Linked DNA regions of Homo sapiens: region 1 is linked to region 2. A link is an interaction called in ENCODE POLR2A ChIA-PET data of the cell type or tissue named here. Cell type or tissue: Caco-2. All regions are shown on one strand. Each heading gives the region's core, and the rest is flanking DNA. Links, peaks and the distances in the headings are about the cores only.

Evidence for each region. Peaks named below come from ENCODE experiments on the same cell type or tissue, not always from the same donor. Only the 100,000 strongest peaks of a DNase experiment are listed, where the experiment ranks them.
Region 1: POLR2A ChIA-PET joins it to region 2 with 10 read pairs; 5 of 35 experiments call an interaction of 5 or more read pairs at or near these places.

What each region holds. Positions count from the first base shown.
Region 1 is chr22:17,825,335-17,833,334 of GRCh38, reverse strand. MICAL3 (microtubule associated monooxygenase, calponin and LIM domain containing 3) reads left to right here. Exons shown (of 32, transcript NM_015241.3): 21 at 1,228-1,481; 22 at 5,554-5,691. Among named protein-coding and RNA genes, the nearest start is that of LINC00528, 52 kb to the right of the region's middle. In Caco-2, for the core only: a CTCF peak has its summit at 3,170 (motif pointing left); a DNase peak (open chromatin) is centred at 3,144.
Region 2 is chr22:18,026,000-18,037,246 of GRCh38, reverse strand. It overlaps LINC01634 (long intergenic non-protein coding RNA 1634), which reads right to left and starts at 7,862. Exons shown (of 2, transcript NR_024417.1): 1 at 7,693-7,862; 2 at 1-1,487. RefSeq lists enhancers at 7,673-7,772, 7,813-7,882. In Caco-2, for the core only: no CTCF peak of the experiment used is centred there; no DNase peak of the experiment used is centred there.

The sequences.
Region 1 (8,000 bases), core at 1-8,000, 200 kb after region 2:
ATTTCCCCCGGCCTCTCACTGCAGGCAAGGCCTCTCCTGAAAAAGATGCTTTGGGAATTATCAGACCACGAAACACTCAGAAACATCTCCATTTGTGCAGCAATGTTGGGGTTTTGCGTGTATTGGAGCCCCACAGGTTGCAAGGAACCCGGTTTTGTTCCTGTCCTGCCTCCCTCCACAGGGCAGGAGTGGGGTACACTGCAGCAGGAGGGTGGCCAGAGCGAGGAGCTACGGTTTGGGTAGTGTCCGTTGTGGCATGTGCATTCTTACAGGTGTGCGGCTTCCTATGTCGGCCACGCTTGCCTGCAGCTGTGAGGGGAGTGCTTGGCAGTGCAGCAGCTGGCAGGAGCGATGGCCCTGGGGTTGGAGGTTTGTCTCCACCCTTTCCCCATCGTCTCTGTCCTGTGGCTTTGCAGTGAGCGGTGCCTTTGCCGTCATTTCCCTGTGTGTCCCCACAGTGTCCTGCTCAGGGATTGGCACGTGGTAGGGTTCTAAGGAGTGCCAGGAAATGGAATCTGTCGCCCCACCCCAGCACACAGACCTTGATCATCAGCCAGTTAAGTCCAGGCCTTTCTGGGTCCCCCCTCCCCCCACCACACCCACAGCTCTCCTGAGAGGCTTCTGACAGGCCGCAGTCACACAGAATTGAGTTCCTCTAACTAGACAGTGGGCCAGGATGAGAGAAGACTTTCCATTCTCAATTCCCAGGGTCATGGGTTTATATCAGAATGAGTCCACTGCCCTGCTTGTGCCCTCGAGGCCGTCTATGAAACGTAAACCAGCGATCTCAGTGTTTGCTGCTTGAAGCACCCTGAGGGATGGGGCTGTGGCTTGAGTTTGAGCGGCTGCAGTCAGGAACTTCCATGGGCTCCGTGAGGAGCTGCTCTCCCAGTTCTGCACACTCCCCTCCACAGGCAGAGGCTGGGCCAGACCCACAGGCAGCCTTCGGTGGTCCCCTCCCTACCCCATCCACCTGAGGAGAAGTGCGTGAGGTCTGTGAGCAGGAGGCATTCTTCCCTTTGTCCCCTTAGTCGGGCTTGGGTAGGTGGCTTCTCATGCCCAGGTACCCTGTCCTGCTGATGCCGCTCTCTCCTCCCTCCTGTCTCTCTCCGCCTGCTCAGCAGCTGCTTTGCCTGACATGCATTGTTTCTGATGGTGGCCCTTCCCCTTCCCCTTCTCAGTTTTTCTTCATTCCCTCACTCTGGCTATGTGGTTATTTCCTCACAGTAGTTCCGAGTCTGAGATGGAGGAGGAGGGAGAGGAGGAGGAGGAGGAGCCTCGCCTGCCCCCATCTGACCTGGGTGGTGTTCCGTGGAAGGAGGCCGTGCGGATCCATGCCCTTCTGAAAGGGAAAAGTGAAGAGGAGCTAGAGGCCTCAAAGAGCTTTGGGCCTGGGAATGAAGAGGAGGAGGAGGAGGAGGAAGAATATGAAGAGGAGGAGGAGGAGGACTATGACGAGGAGGAGGAAGAGTCCAGTGAAGGTCAGAACAAAATCTCTGCTCCGAACTCTGCCCTGCCCCCCAAAGTGATCTGTTTCATGCGTGAGTGTAAGAGGTTTCTGGGGCTGACGTCACACGGACGTGCCTCCTGCACAGCCCAGGGACCACCCCTCCTGACATAAGACATGGGGGGCAGAGGGGAGGACACCGTAGCGTTGAGCAGGCGGTTGGCAGTGGAAGTAATGTCCCTTGTGCACATTGGTTTAGAAACTGGAAGTGGAAGGCAGAGAGCCAGTCCAAGTACTCATCCAAGTTAGGCCACTCCTACTTGTCTCCACCTCGTTTTCTCTTTTTGCCCTGTAGTTTCAGTTGAAAAAATTAATAAGGAAAGGGAATTTAGCTTTCTAGAGGATTCCCTGATCCTAGTCTAGGGTTTCGGAGGTGGCTATGAGCTTAGTGCCCACTGGATGGGGCTCAGTTGATGGCACGCAGGGCAGCGTTTTGGGGACAGTGTCCTGAAGGGATACTCAGGCCCAGGGGCCAGCCACTCTGGCTGGTTCTGAAATAGTCTCTTGCCTTGGACTTGAGATTTTTCAATTCTGCCCCATCTCTGGGTGTGTGTGGCCTCAAGTGATGAGGAGGGACTTGCTGGGCCTGTGCAGGAGAGAAGGCCATTCTTTCTCTGCTCCAGCAGCGCAGAAGTCTGGGGGGTGGTGAAGACGGAGCCAGGGCAGGTGGAGATCTGAGTCCCCAAAAGATAGATGTGGAGTGAGCAGGAAGGACATGACCTTTAATTTCTGAGCACCAGTGACTCCCTGCAGCGGTCAGAGGATCGGTTGAGTTCTCAGTGACCCCAGGCCCTGCAGAGCTGGCACTGTGCTCATCTCTGCTTCTCCTGGCACCTGTGTGCTTGCTGCCCAGTCCCATCCGGGGGTCTGTTTTCTCTGGCACACAGGGCTGAGCCCTTGCCTGACAGGGCTCATGTTCCTGATCCAGTCCCCTGGGAGCTGTGCAGCTCCAGGATGTTGGCCCCAGTGAGGTGGGTTAGCAGAAGGAACCGCACCGTTGGGCGTCCGCGAGAACAGCTGGCGTCAGGGACTTCCTCGGGCTCCCTAAGGACCTGCTCTCCCAGTTCTCTACTCTTCCCTCTGAGGCAGAGGCTGGGCAGGACCCACAGGCAGCCCTTAGTGACCCGCACTCCACACCCTGTCTGCCTTAGGAGAAATGGGGTCTGTGAATCTGGGCTCTCCCTCCATGCTGCCGTGTCTGCGGAGCCAGGTGCCGGCGTGGCCTCTGCTAGCCAGCAGAGTGAGCATGCACAGCTGGTCCAGGGCACGGTGTTTTGTTTGCACTGTTCCAGACATCGTCATCTCCATCTGATGATGATCACTCGGCAGCTTTGAGCCCTGGCACAGCTTCGGGTCGAAGCACGTTCCCTTTTCAGGAGAGTTGAGCCGAGCTTTCCTTCACGCAGACTTAATTTCCTGGACTTAGTGCTAACGTCAAGACCAAACCTGTAGGAAAAGAGCTTTAACTACACAAACACATACTGACAGATTCAGCCAAACTCCGAGAGTCCCAGACCGGAGCCTGTGTCCCTAGCGCAGGTGTGTCTGTCGGGCAGCCGACGGTGCCTGTGCAGGCAGTGGCTGGACACCACTACTCCCTTCTCTTCCCTCCCTGCTTGATCGCGCTGTGGGATTCCTGATGCTGTGTGGGTCTCTGGCTCCCCCTGCTGTAGAAGGGGAGTACTGCCCCTGGGACACAGAACTGCAAGGCCAGTGGCGCCAGGTACCTCCCACAGGAAGAAGATTTGAGGACATTTAAAGGTACCCACTTTACCCCGTGCCCACCTTCTACCCCAGCTCCCTGGCAGCCATCCAAAATTTGCCTCCAAGAGCATGTCTCACAGACAAAGGTCTGTGTTTTATGGAACTGTGCTGACGGGCTCTGCACACATCTCACTGGGCTACTCTCCCTGGTCCCAGCCTGCCCAGACAGTCAGGCGCAAAGTAACATGTGAGTCAGAAGAGGTTCTGGAGGAAGTTGGAGAAGGCTCCAGAAGTGGCCTCATGGAATGCGGCCCCATCTATGCCGCATATGTTTTACTGCAAGCTCATCTCCAGCCAAGACTTGGCTCCTTCTCTGATGCAGGAAACCTATCGCCAGTGCAGGTGCCTTTAATGTTTCTCTGAGAAAGGAGGAAATGCTGGCTTGTGCTGTCGATAAGTCCCCAAGGCTGCATGTATTAGCAGGAAGCACAGCAGGACTCTGAGAGAAGAATGTGTCTCTTCTCTTTGTTGCTGAGAAGGTAGAGAAAGGCCCTGCACTCTTTGACTTACCTTCCTCAGTCCTGTGCATCCAGGCTGTTAGGTGACTCTGCTGTGACTTAGTCCCACCCAGCACCATAAAGAAAGGCAAATTGACGGCCGGGTGCAGTGGCTCATGCCTGTAATCCCAGCACTTTGGGAGGCCGAGGCGTGTGGATCACCTGAGATCGGGAGTTTGAGACCAGTCTGACCAACATGGAGAAACCCTGTCTCTACTAAAAAATATAAAAAATTAGTCGGGCATGGTGGCACATGCCTGTAATCCCAGCTACTTGGGAGGCTGAGGCAGGAGAATTGCTTGAACCTGGGAGGCGGAGGTTGCGGTGAGCTGAGATCGTGCCATTGCACTCTAGCCTGGGCAACAAGAGCGACACTTCGTCTCAAAAAAAAAAAAAAAAAAGGCAAATTCACCTCAGAAAAAGTCCACAAATCTATAGAGACCAGCAACATCTATAGAGACCAGCAACTCCAACAAGGGGCTAATACTCCACATACGGCTTGCAGGGCCAGCAACAAATCTATAGAGACTAGCAGCTCCAACAATGGGCTGATACCCCACATACGGCAGAGCACAGGGCCAGCATCACACTGGGTGGTCTTGCTGGTCCTTTCTGCCCATTTCACATTCCCTGTTGCTTGAAGAGGCTGTCATAGTGACTGAAGCCAAGGCCAGATTGTCTGGTTAGACTCAGAGGAGGCATGTCACCCATTCCCAGATGGAAGCTGGCTCCTGGCAGGAACACGAATCCTTCAGATCAGGTGGCACCTGCTGAACAGCCACCTTCCCTTCCCAGTTGCTAGCTGTCCCTTTATCTTAACCCAACTGTGTGGCACGGTCCAAGCACTAAGTACAGGGATCCCACAGGGCAGGGATCCAGAGGGGCCACTGGTGAGTTTCCATGTAGCTGAGAAACCAGGCCTTGTTTCCAGAGGTGATAAGCAGGGCACCACATGGAGTTCTCAGGTGAGGGCTTTGACCTCAGAGAGCTGTTGGTCTCATTCTCGCCTGTGAAATTCCAAGGGTTTGGAAACGTACATGAAAGAGCTCTGCTTCCCTCCCAGCCATCACCTCCCCTGACTCTACCCTCCACTGGGATCCGTGTCCTTGCCTCAGACCCAGCATGCAGCATGAGGCCCACTAAGGGACGGGGACTTTTTCTCTCCAGCAGCAGCTCCAGCTGCAGAAGATGCAAACCGAAGTGCCAGCAAAGTCTATCTCTGTCCTGTGTGAGCTGGCCGGCTGGCGGCAGAATGACACAATCTCTTCCCACCTCTCTCGTCACCTGGCCATCAGCTGGGCGAGTGGTGGTGGGCACCTTGCTGTGTGACCAGCAGAGGGGCAGGATAGTGCATCCTGGGGTCTCACACTGTGCTAGGGACAAAGCAGGTCCTTGTGACCCCTTGGGGCTGGGCCTGCAGAAGCAGGCTGGAATCTGCTCTTTTTCCATCTTGGTGCATGGGCCCCCTGAATGCAGCTCAGGATGAAAGGAGCCTCAGAAAGGAATGTGTGATTCTCTTCACTGAATTGAATGGTACATATACGGCTGGAAATGACCAGGTCACACTGAATGAGCAGAAGGACTGTGCGTGTGTGTCTGTGTGTCCATGCGTCTGTGTGTGTGTGTGTGTGTATACATGTGCATACATGTTCTTAATTTTTACTTCTTTCTGATTCATACTGACCCTGGCCAATGCTGTAACTTCTCTTTCTGTTTCCTTTCCCATGCTATTTCATCCCCTCCTTCCCCACCTCATTTCTCCACCCCTTGACCCTGGGACACTAGCCGGGAACCAGAGGCTCCAGCAGGTCATGCACGCGGCGGATCCTCTGGAGATCCAGGCTGACGTGCACTGGACTCATATCCGTGAGAGAGAGGAGGAAGAGAGGATGGCGCCGGCCTCTGAGTCCTCTGCTTCCGGAGGTAAACACTCCCAGCCCCAGGCCGCAGTGTGCCCCGAGCACCACCCGCCTGCTGCCTCTGTCGCCACAGGGGGCCTTTCTGTCAGGGCAGAGCCACCCATGAGGTCACACACGGGAGCCAGGCGCATCCCGCTTTGCTGCTGTCAGTTGTGACACCTGTACTTTTCATCTGAGGATATGTGAAGTTCTCTGTGGATTAAGAGGTTGTGGACTCTTTCTCCATTGATGCAAAATGGTAAAATGAACCTGATCTTGGGTAAACCAAGAATTTTCTGTCTTTCTCTCATGTTTCTGGTCACCGCTGCTCTTTCCTCACTTCGTAAAACGTTCTGGTACTTTTCTTAGAGTGTGTCTGGACGTGAATGTGTGTTGGCAGGAAGGGGGCGGGAGGGGCATGTTTGGAAGTGAAATGAAGTCTTGGGAAGAGATTTCTGTCCAGGAGGCCTCCACAGTAGCATCGTCTCCAGCCCCAGGCTTTAGGTGTGACGGTCTGTGTCACACAGTAGGATGAAGATGAACCTTATTCTGGCTTTTTTAAATAAAGGAATAGCAATAAGAGAAGGACCGTGGAGACTGCTGAGGGACGTGGTGGCCGCTGTGCCATCTTTCCTGGCATGCTGTCTTCCAAATACCCACCCTCGGAGTCACCTCTGCTGTCACTTCTGTGCGTGCACATTTTCATTCAGCGCCGGTCACGGGCCACACCCCCTGCCAGGCTCTGAGCATACAAAAGGGGCATTTCCTGCCATCATAAAACAGCATTAATAAGACGTTTGTTCCTCCCTGGCCCCAAATCTTCACTTGTAGGCAAGACCAACCTCCGTTTCCGGCTTGTGGTGGCACCATGAGCACCCGCATCACTGGGCTGGCCTGTGAGCTGGGGAGCGCTCTGCAGCCCTGGGCCGGCGGTGGCCCTACCTTGGGTTTTCCCTCTTCTCTTCTCATCCTGATTCTCCATCACACAGGCTAACATCAGGGCTCGCACCCCTTGTTGGTGCCAGACAGGCGTCTGTCCTGAATGCCTTCTCACTTTCTTTCTCTTTGGGATTTTAAGGATGACCTTGGCTCTCCTCGTTGGGAACGCATATTGCTGTGTAACTTTGTATTTGTCGTCTGTTTTAAATTCAGTGCCCGACCTTCCCTCCATACGCCACGCGGCGGTGCAGGCCTGGCTGGAGACGGTCTCCGGAGGTAGTCTGGTGATGTTCACTCTCTCCCCACTCACCGTAACCTCTCTCTAGGCGGCTCTGCTGGTACCTTAACACTAGACTCCTGGGCCTGTTGCAAGTGCATGCCAGGGCGGCAGAGGCGGGTGGGGGTACCTGCATGCCTTGCCAGACAGCCCGCCCTTGCATGGATCAGACGCACACCCCCCCTTCAGGGCAGCTCAGAGGGAAACGTGAGGGCAGGCAGGACAGACACAGGCAGGTTTTTATTGATAAGAGTCGGATAAAAAGGCCAAAGCCAAAGGAACGTTTTTGGCACTGAGAGTTTTAAAATGTGTTGAGAATGAGGTGGTTACCGATTGAGTGTGAAAGGGGAGGAATCAGAAGATATTCCACAAGCCTACCAAGCTATCAGAGAAGGAGGCTGTCAAAACCAGGGGGTTTATGGGAGGATGATGGTGGAGAGGGAAGAGCAGAGGATGGGCGGGTGCTATTCAGCAGAAAGTGGGGACAGGCTGGGTGTGACCAGGGGTGACACCAGTCAAATCCAGCCCGAGCTGCAGGCGTCTCTTCAAGTACAAGAGATCGTTGAGCAGCCTGAGTTGTCCTTCCTACATGTTTCTGGAAGTGTGTGTTTCTCACCGAGGGGCTACTGGCATTTGGGGCAGGACAGCTCTTTCCCTTGCAGAAGGTTTAACATTCTTGGCCTCGGCCCTTGGAGTGTCCGTGCAGCCTCCACCACCTATGAAGACACCAAAAATCCCTCCACGAGTTGTCAGACACTGCTGGAGGAAGGGCAGTGTTATCGCCAACAGCACCACTGTCCTAGCGGTCACTTCTGGGATGCGGACATGGGAGCTCGTGGGGCTTCAGCAGCCTGTCCCTGTGTCCTCCCGGCAGTGGGAGAAACAGGCACACACAGCCGCAGGGAAGGGCCACTGCTCTTTGCGCAGAGACGGCTGGCTCCTCTTCTAGATAGCTTGGGTCCCTAGGGCGGTGGGGCAAGAGCCTCCCAGCTGGCGGCTGAAGGAAACCAAGAGCTGAGCGGGTCAGTGGCTCCTGGCTTTCATAGCACGTGGCTCATCAACCTGCGTGGCAGCTTCTAGCACCCTGCACTCCGTCTTAACCTGAATTTCACCCCCAG
Region 2 (11,247 bases), core at 2,001-10,000:
AAAACAAACAAAACAAAACAAAAAGAACAGTGATTAGTGTCTTGGTAGGCCCAAGCAAGGAGATGATGATGGCTTGTACCAGATCGGTGATGTGAAGTTCAAGAAAAGTGGGCAAATTAGAGATGTATCTTGGAGGCAAAATAGACAGGAGACTGGAGGCTGGCATAGAGATAGAATGCTGCCCAGAGTCTCTAGTTTTTACATCTGGGTGGGTGGTGGGCCATTCCCTGGGGGAAAATTAAGTTCCTGGGACTTGGGAGTCAGGACCCTTCTTGGGTTTTAGTCCCAGCACTGTTTCTGTCTCTGGGAGTCAGGCAGGTGACTTCCCCTCTGTGGGTCTCCTCACCTGATGAGTAGGTAAACTAATTCCTTTCTGAAGTCCCTTCCAATAAAATGGCTCTACAAACTACTAGACCTTGACATGTCAGTGAATATTCGTTTCTGAGGCTAGTTTTTTCCATAGCACTAACTGAGATGTGCTGTGGGCTTTGAATGGGAAAGGGGGACGCAGGGGAGGAGGAAATTTGAGAGGGTAGGGTCCTAGGAGCCTGAAGGTGGTCAGAGCAAGCAGAGATAGGGAAGCAGTGCCACCAAGAGAGACACACAGAAGTGGACACCAAAGGGTGCACAAAAGCTATTCCTGCATCCCAGGCCAGCCAAGGGACAGCCCTCCCATAGAGAGAAGGGTACAAGGGAGGAATTTTGACAACGATTAATCAGTTTCAGTGGGAGAGAAAACCTAAAATACAGCCAGGAAGAAAAAAACTCAGTAGCATGATCCAAATCTGATGGGATTTCATAAGATCTCCCTCTAATCCACTTCCTTTGCTTCATAATTGATTTCGGTTTTAGCCAAAGCAAGCTTCTCAAAGTTAGGCTTTTATCCCCGATCTTGTGCCTGGCATTTGCTCCGGGGGTCTTGTAGCCCCAGTGAAAATGTGAGTTCCCAGGAGGATGAGCCTCATACTTATTTTCTTTTACATCCTTGTATTGTATCCATAACAGAAGCACCATAAATGTTTACTGATACCTCACATCTAGAAAAGTTGCTGCCGAAAAGTCATGCCTTGACCTGGACTTCATGCCTTTGTCTCATAAGTACAGCGATTTGTCACTCCATACTGGACAGAGCTTGGGGGGAAACCGAGGTCTTCTCTGTGGAATGTGAGGTCTTCTGGTCTGTCGCAGGCCCAGGCTTCCCTAAGGTGGAATAAGAAAGGAAGGGCTTCATGTTTCAGAGGGAGAGAGCAGCCGGTGATGCAACTGCTGAGTGACGTCCCAAGGTAACAGAGAGGAGACGGGCTGTGAGCTGCCCTCACCCTGGCCCACTGCCAGTGGCCACCAGAGCAGGGAGTGCCCATAGTGTTGGCCAATCAGACGAGGACTGCAGAACAGGAGAAATGGGAACTGTGGTCCTGAAAACCTGTGCTTTCTCGGCCCGATGAAATGCAGAGTTATGTGATAGCATGCTTCTGACTTTCAATATTCTGAAAAACAACCCAGCAAACATATGTGTATACACATATACAGGAAAGCCTGTACATCTATATGCTTTTACATATGTATATGTATAGCAGAGATCTGCTTGCTCAGGAAATGTACCCATGGATGTGTATGTTGTGATTGATACACACACAGGAATATCCATCTGAGGAGGCTGTGTGCATGTGCCCAGATATATAGAGGGAGGGGCTTTGAGCTGAGCCTGGTCCCAGGTGCCCCTTGCTTGTGTTTCTGGGCAAGGATCGAGCCGAGTGCAGTGAACACGCTCTCTTATTTATTTATTTATTTATTTATTTATTTTGAGATGGAGTCTCACTCTGTCGCCCAGGCTGGAGTGCAGTGGTGCGATCTCGGCTCACTGCAAGCTCCGCCTCCCAGGTTCATGCCATTCTCCTGCCTCAGCCTCCCGAGTAGCTGGGACTACAGGTGCCCGCCACCATGCCCGGCTAATTTTTTTTTTGTATTTTTAGTAGAGACGGGGTTTCACCGTGTTATCCAGGATGGTCCCGATCTCCTGGCCTCGTGATCCACCCTCCTTGGCCTCCCAAAGTGCTGGGATTACAGGTGTGAGCCACTGCGCCCGGCCGTGAACATGCTCTCCTGCTGCGGGCCTCCAACTGCCTGAGGACGCCAGCTGTAACCTTGCCATTCTTCAGCCTTCCCCAAGGCCCTCACCTGCTGATGCAGGAAGTGAACCCCATTAACTGCTGCCTGATTAGCAAGGCTGAGCAGGTGTCTGCCTCCCGAAGAGGGAGCCAGGCTGGGAGCACCCCACAGATAGGTCTGCAGGAGAAAGGGCTACCAGGGGAGCCCCGCCACGGGGGCACCCTTCACTCTCACCCCACAAGCTTCTCCTTTCCATCAGTAGATATTTGACTCAGTAGATTTGAGACATGATTCCTGCTCTTCTTCACTCCACACATTCTTTGCCCACTTCCATTCTGTCTAACTCAAATTCTCTGCTTCAGCCAAATTAGCCTGCTCATGGTTTCCTGAATATAGCTGGAGATTTCCTGCCCCCCCAGGGCTTTGCCTGCTCCGTCGTCTTCTACCCTGGAATGTGCCTCTCCACCAGGTGTTCCACCACCCGCCCCAACAACGCCCCCCACTACCCCCCCTCCACCCGCCTCCCGCCACTTCCAAACACTACCTACAAGAAGCCTTCCCTGACCACCCAACTGAGTGTGCTCTCCCTGCGCAGAACCCTCTCTTAGGTTGGCCATCTGGTACTGGCATTTAGGGTTAGCTTTCTGTGGGCATGAGATTACAGACTTGGTGTTCTCATCAGATACTCTGGTGTGCCTGACCAGAGGCCCCTCTCCAGCCTTCTTTTAAGGCCTTTTAAGTGTCCAGAGTGTTCTAACCCGTCACCCCCAGTTTCTGTGACATTGCCCTTCAAACATGGCACAGACATAATGAGATGATCAAACAAAACACCGTTACTAACCGCACACAGCACATGGTCAATGTGCAACCCCTGCCTTAAACCAAATAGTAACCAATTAAGAGTTTGTGTTCTTATTTGGGTATCTCAGGATGACTGGAAGTCTTTATTTATTGAGTTCTTTACTCCAAGCACTAAGCCTTCTTGATAATCCACTCTGGAAAATCATTTCAGGGGCCCATTTTTGCTGGTTTGGTTTGGTTTTTGCTTTTCTTGGCCTACAAAATTACCTCTAGGAGTGGGTGAATATTAATCTAGGACCCAAGACCCTAAGCTCTGACCTTAGCTACCCATTATGCTGAACTACAAGGATTGACTGGCCAGTTTGGGAATGATTTGAACTGTCTGCACTGTTCTCTTTTGAGCTCCCTGTTTTGTTTTGTTTTTTTCCCTGAAACATCTCTCTAGAGGTTGGCTTGGGTAACAGCAGCATGCTCACTGCTGGAATTCTTGTCCCAGACTCAGTAAGCAGACAGCATTCACCAAGTATGAAGTTTCTGATACCCAAATGTAGTCTTTCCCTCTGTAAGCCAAAATTGTCTGCTTGGGAATCTGAATCAGAAAGTCCTTGGGGGATGTGGAGACTGGAGCGATTCCCAAGTCTGCCACGGGACATAGCTTTCCATGTGGACAGTGATACTGAAGGCTGTGGGGTGGACAAGCAGGAATCCTCCCTCCTGGAAACTTTCAGTTCCTCCAGCCAGTCCAAGGCTAGATTGGGGGTCACTAGAAATTTCTGAGCAGCCCAGGATAGGAAGCCCAGTCTCTAGGGGGACCCTGTCAAAGCCTAGCATCCTTGGCATCTGTTAGATCTGTCTCGGCCTCCAGCTTTGCTTGAGATCACCTTTTGCTTCAAGCTGACTCGATTGCCTGCTGGTCAGCTCTGCCTGGGGCCATCCACTATGGTGACCACATTGGTCTCCTTCAGCCAGCCTTAAATTCTGTCTGGTTCTGTTCCTTGATTGTGATGAGCGTGCAGGTGCTTGCCTCTTCCATACCTCACACACATTACCTGCAAATTTGCACTGCACCTCCCAACCACAGCCCCCTGCCTGCCTGGGACAGAACGTGAGATGGAAGGTGAGAAAAAAAAAATCAAAGCTCTCCGTCTTACTATTTACAAACTGTTCTGGTCAAAAATTGAGTAGAGGAACAAACTGATGAAACTATTCTTTTTTTTTTACTAAAATAAATAGAAATTTCTAATAATCCTTTACATTCTCATAGTATGATCAAGAGTTTACAGAGTGTTGTCATATGCATTGCCATGTAATCCTCACACATGCCCCCATAAAATGGGGGAAAACGGATATTACTATTCCCATTTGACAGATAAGGAAATATGTGCTTTAGAGAAGTCTATTAATTTGCTCAACGTCATGCAATTAATAAATGATACTGCTGGAAATGAAATGCAGGCCTTCTTCTTCTAGGTCTAAAGACATTTTTGAAATACCTCTGGTGTTCACTTATCCTTACTCTTCCTGCCATCCTGTACCAGGGCCAGATCAGAAGTGAATGATCTGAATGCTCTCTGTGTGATCTAAGTGTGGCCTCCATCTGGCTTTTGTCTCGGCAGATTGGGCTAAGTCCAGGGAGGAGCGCTGGCTGTTTCCAGGCATGCGGGCTCATTATGTCCAGGTGGAGGAGAGTAATGACTTACTCACTTTCTTACTCACTTACTCAGTTACTTACTCGGCTTCAAGCCAAGGAGCCTCTCCCAATTCTTCAGCCCCAAGGGGCCTCCTACAGTAAAGAACCCTCACTGGTATAGGGATTTATGCCACTGAGACAATGTCTTTGGTGCCAGTGACTCTGCTGGTTAGAATGAAGGAAAGGGACTGACTCCTGGCTGTGTGGAAACCACAGAAAAGAGGACGAGGTTCCCGTGGGCACATCCTCTGCTTCTTCCTACCCTTGGGCTTAGCTGTGTCTAACAGAAACAGCAGCAAGGGATGCCAAGCACAGACCTGTCCCCGTTCTACGGCCTGGACAAAGCCATAGGCAGGGTTTGGTCTTAGCCCTATCTCCACCCAAGGTGAGATGTCATCATCAGAAAACTCCTATTGGGCATCTACCTGCAGCTCGCAGGACAGCAGTGATTTCTGCAACACCATGCCCTCCAGCAGCAACTCAGGCCCCCTGGTTTTGCAATATCGTGGTGGTAGTTCTAAGTATCCCTGGGGTGGGGTAAAGGGACAGGAAGTGTTGTTGATACATTCTCAATGCTAAATGTATCAAACTTCACACCGATTTAAAAATAAACATATACCATCTGGCATTTTTAGGAAAATGAAGAAGGGATGGGTTTGGGGAGGATGAATTGCTAAGTGGCACAAAAACAGGCTATTACCACTCCAGATAGATGTGAGTCACTCGGAGGAGCTCAGTCTTGTGTCTTTCATTCCAAACCCCTGAGCCAAGCAGACCTGGTAGCAGAGCTGGAGGGTGGCCAAGCCCAGGAAGCCACGCTGGGGGCAGGAAATACAGCAGGGTAGTTTTTAGCTGGTATCCAGGGAACAGAGCGGGTGATGGAAAGAGGAGAGGCAGAGGAAACCCATTACCACCTGGTGTCTTGCTACTAGGAAGATGGAATTCACTTCAGATTTTGGTCCGTTGGTGACTTGATTAACTACACATTGAAGGTAGACAGCTTACTGAGAGACAGAGGGGGTAGTGGGTGAGGACCATAAACTCTGGAGTTGGTAGGATGAAATGAGTAAATATATATAAATCACCTAGAACAGTGCTTAATGTTCTAAGTAAAATACTAATGTTGGTTATTGCTACTACTGAGTACAATGAAGAGCTGCAGTGGAAAGTCAGGGTGCTAGAGTGGCAATAATATGCAACACAGCTGGGTGCCGTGGCTCATGCCTATAATTCCAGCACTTTGGGAGGCCGAGGTGGGTGGATCACCTGAGGTCGGGAGTTTGAGACCAGCCTGGCCAACATGGTGAAACCCCGTCTCTACTAAAAATACAAAAATTAGCTGGGCGTGGTGGCACCCACCTCTAGTTCCAGCTACTTGGGAGGCTGAGGCAGAAGAATCAATGGAACCTGGGAGGCAGAGGTTGCAGTGAGCCAAGATGGCGCCATTGCACTCCAGCCTGGCTGCAAGAGCCAAACTCCATCTCAAAAAAAAAAAAAATGCAACACAAATGCATTTAAGACAGAAACCTGTTCTGCAAAGAGGAAGAGGTACCAGTAGATGCAATTATGGCAGCCTGGGGCTTTCTATAGGCCAAGTTTAGGCTACCTCATTGGAATAATATAATGTAGTTTCAGAACTGTGACTTCCGGCTTCAGCAGGCTGGAAGAAATCCATCTCCCATTAATCTTTCTATCAGACTCCAGGAAAAAAATAAAGCAAAAATATTTTCCTATTTCATCTTTAAGAAAGTCAAATTATTCAAGACACACTGAGCACCTATCTGCATAAAATAGTCTAATGATGATAGGAGTTAAAATGAAGTAAAAGATTTGTTCCCTGCTGTTAAGGATCTTATAATCCCTTTGGGAAGACAAGGTCAATACTGATACAGATGAAAGTATAATCTTCTTCTTCTTGAACAGTAAGAATCTATAACTTCACACATTTCTCTCTTTGCCCAGACTTTGAGCAAAGCTTATATTTAAATTCAGTGCCCAAATTCTGAAGCAACTCACTTTTTCTCAGGAGTCCTTCTGGATTCAATTATTTATTTACTTTTGAGATCTGGTTATGAGACTGGCTAATTTTTTGGTAGAGACGGGGTTTTGCCATGTTGCCAGATTGGTCTTGAACTCCTGGGCTCAAGCAATCTATCTGCCTCGGCCTCACAAAGTGCTGGGATTACAGGTGTGAGCCACTGTGTCTGGCCTGGATTCAATTTTTTATTACGAGTTTTATTTGTTTCTTTTTTAAGATACATATTCTAATGACAAATCATTTGAATCGTTTTGGGAATCAGAAGGTCAAAAGCACTAAAACCTTTTCTACTGGCATGAACTAGCAGTACAAGAAAAATAACCTGACTGGGCATGGTGGCTCACACCTGGAATCCCAGCACTTTGGGAGGCCAAGGTGGGTGGTTTGCTTGAGCCCAGGAGTTCGAGAGCAGCCTGGGCAATATTGTGAGACTCTGTCTCTACAAAATACACACACACACACACACACACACACACCACACATTAGCCAGGTGTGGCGTCATGTGCCTGTAGTCCCAGCTACCCAGGGAGCTGAGGTGAGAGCTCTAGGCTGCAATGAGCTGTGATTATACCACTGCACTCCAGTCTGGGCAACAGAGTGAGACTTTGTGAAAGAAAGAAAGAGAGAAAGAAGAGAGAAAGAAAAAAGAAAGAAAAGAGACAGAAGAAAAATGAGAAAAAAAGAAGAAAAAAGAAAGAAGAAAGAAGAGAGAAAGAAGAAAGAAAGAAAAAGAAAGAAGAAAGAAAAAAGAAAGAAAGAAAAGAAAAAGAAAGGAAGGAAGGAATAAAGAAAGAAAGATCCATGATGAAGACTCACAGAATCTTTGAGTTAAAGGGAACTTGGAAGTCATGGAGTCAACTCCTGTCCCAAAGTAGATATCCTATAAGCTCTCAGATGCTTGGATCCCAGCATTTCCCTAAGCAGACTTCCAGACCATTCTGTGGTGAGTCCGCAATTTTGGAAAATTCTTTGAACAGAAATCTATCTCCCATTCATCCTTATCCCTAATGATCCTCCTTCTGCCCTGCGGAGTGACATAGAACAAGCCACGTACCTCTTCTTCATTGGCAGCCATTCCTATACATAAAGTCAATAATCATGTTCTTCAGAAGACTCCAGGCTAGACATGCTCAACTGCAGTGGCCCCTCATCCTGCTGAGCAGTGCCCAAGGCCTGCAGCCTCCTCCTCTGGTGGATGAACTCTAGTTTATCAAGGTCCCTCCTGGAACCTTGTGCTACAGAGTGGTATAAATATGACCTGGCCAGCACCAAGATTCCTGGGCCAGTTACTCCGTGAAACATCAGGTTACTCTCTGTCTACTAATATAGCTCTGAGGTTTCATTAGCTGTTTCACCAGCTGCTTCCCACGTGGGGCTCTTACTGAACCTGTTGGTTGACTTAACTCCCTATCTTCTGTTTCACATGCACAAGTCAGGCCTCTACTGTGCAATATATATTTTCAACCAAAAGTGCAGGCCATTATATTTATTCATGCTAAATCTGAACTTAGTGGTTTTAGTCTATCAAAAACTCTAGGAAGACCTTTCTTTCTCTTTTAGAGACAGGCTCCCACTCCATTGCCCAGGCTGGAGTGCAGTGATGCAATCATAGCTCAATGTAGCCTCAAACTCCTAGGCTTAAGGGGTCCACTCTTGTGCACCACCACACCTGGCTAATTTCTATTTTTTTTTCCTAGAGACAGGGTCTTGAGCTGGGAGTCCTAGTGCACACCTGTAATCCTAGCTACTCGGGAGGCTGAGGTGAGAGGATCCCTTGAGCCAGGAGTTCAAGGCTGCAGAGCTATGATTGCACCACTGCACTCCACTCCAGCCTGGATGACAGAATGAGACCCTGACTCTTTAAAAAAGTAAAATAAAATAACAGGTTCTCGCTATGTCACCCAGGCTGATCAAACTGCTAATCTTAAGGGATCCTTCTGCCTCAGCCTCCGGAGTAGCTGGGATTACAAGCTCATTCTTAATGTTTATCCTGTCAACTATAGATTATAACTAAATTTTCATCTATTTTTGATTAGCTAGCTATGGTAGCTTTCTGTCATTTACAAATGTAGGCAGCCTGCCTTCAGACTTCAAGATTACTAATGAGATGCAGAGTGACCTTGAACTAGACAGTTAACCTCTGTAGAGCTCTGTTTCCTCATCTGAGGAAAGCAAGGGAGCAGAGAATGACCTCGTAGGTCTCTAGGAATTTCAGTGTACCTTATGCAAATAAAATGGCCAGCTGGTAAAAGACAGGGAAGGGGAAAAAAGCATAGACTGACCCCTTTCACTCATGGTATAAAGTGGTCAAGTAAATGTTCTATGTTCAAATATATGTATTTTAACTTTAAACCTCAGGCATTGTCTTCAGGTAATTAAACTCTGTGAACAACATGGTAGATACCTTCATTCATAATTAAACATTCAATTTTTGCATAGTGCTAGTCTGTGGGGGAGAAAAGCTGCAAAATTTACAGGTATTTTGTCAATTTAATTGCAGTAAATTTGTTCCTAAATTCAGTACGTTATCTAAAACTGCTTGATGAAATATTAGTCTTTTTTTTTTTTCTGAGACAGAGTCTCACTGTGTCGCCTAGGCTGGGATGCAGTGGTGTGATCTCAGCTCACTGCAGCCTCCTCCTCCCAGGTTCAAGCAATTCTCCTGTCTCAGCCTCCCGGGTAGCTGGAACTACAGGCACACGCCACCGCACCTGGCTAATTTTTGTATTTTTAGTAGAGATGGGGTTTCACCATGTTGGCCAGGATGGTCTTGATCTCTTGACCTCGTGATCCACCCGCCTCGGCCTCCCAAAGTGCTAGGATTACAGGCATGAGCCACCGCACCCAGCCAAAGTCACTAATACAAAGTATTAGTCTTATACTCACTTTAATGCAATAGGTGCTAAACACTGTTTTCAGTATTCAGAAATTCACTCAATAAGAGAATTTATAAAAGATCTATTGCCACGTTGAATCCACTCCTATTAATTTTCCAACAGCCTTTAGCCCTAAATTTATTCAAGAGTAAAAAACCTTTTGGCCTGATCTGATTTTAGAAGGTACATTTTAAAATAGTCAAAAGGACTAGATTCCCTCCCATCACACTTAACTTTCTCAGTGGGGAAAAAAACAAACGCTGAAAAGGTTTAAAGAGATTCTAGAGTTGACATTGAGCCCCCAGCCCTCACCTTCTGCCCTCTTTGCTATCTTCTCTCAAGGAAGAAGAAAGCAGCATTAGGTTTCATTTCATCTTGGAGAACCATCAGCGAGATCACACAGCCTTATTGCCAACCTTTGACAGTTCTATTACTCTAGTTGCTTTTCCTGAGAGGTCTCCCCTACCCCACCCATCAAAGCCTAACCCTCTCTGACAAGTTTTTCAATTTACCCAATCATCCCATCAGCAGTAAATGCTGAGATTAAAACGTGAGGATCAGAGGGACAGGGCAGCTTTTCTATAGCAGGACTGAGGCTGAGGCCATCAGCAGGGTCAGTATCAAGTGAGCTCCAAGCTCCGGCATCCCTGGCTTAACCCAGGGCCTTGGAAAGCTCACCCCTTTCTCTTATTTTCTCTCCCTATTCTTACTTATTGAGGATTTTAAAATAGTAAAGGAGATACTGCGTTTTTCTGAGTAAATCAAAATAATCAACCAAAAAGCTACAAAGAACTAACCCTAGTTTCCCAAAGAGTTTGTGAGCTAAATAATTTAAATGCTATATACCAGGTGAGGGCACAACAGATGTGTGGAGGGCAGTGGAGTGGGACCGTGCAGGTCCTGTGGGGAACGGGGCTGGGTGAGTTGGATATCCCCATTGGAGAGGATTGGAAAGTCTTTAAAATGTTAATACCCTTGGACTCAATATTCCACTTCTGGGACTCACCTGGAAGGAAATTATTCACACATAGGAGCAAGATTTATGAAGAAAAAATTTTATTGCCATTATTTACAATCAATAAAAGTTGGAAATATTCAATAAAAGGGAAATTATGAGATATTCATATGATAAAAATATTGTATGACATTTAAATTAATGTTTTTTAAAAATCCTCAAAGGAGGAAGAATTTCCCACAAAGTTATTTTTAACAAAAAGCAGGATGCACTTGTGTGTCTGTGTGTGTGTGTGTGTGGTTTTATCTCAACTTAGTTTAAAGCTAGAAAGCTAGAAAAAAGACTGGAAAGAAATATGAATATTACTAATGGCTTTCTCTAGGTGATGAGATTATGAATGCTTTTCTTCCTTTATGTTTCTATATTTTTCAGTTTTTCTAAAATAAACGTTTTCGCCTAGTGCAGTGGCTCATGCCTGTTATCCCAGCACTTTGGGAGGCTGATGAGGGCAGATCGCTTGAGCTCAGGAGTTTGAGACCAGCCTGGGCCATGTGGCAAAACCCCATCTCCACAAAAATTAGCTGGGTATGGTGGTGCATGCCTGTAGTCCCAGCTATGCAGGAGGCTGAGGCAGGAGAATCGCTTGAACTTGGGAGGCAGAGGTTGCAGTGAGCTGAAATTGCACCACTGCCCTCCAGCCTGGGCAATAGAGCAAGATCCTGACTCAAAAAAAAAAAAAAAACTCCAGCGTCAAAAATAAAATAAAATGAGAAGTAGG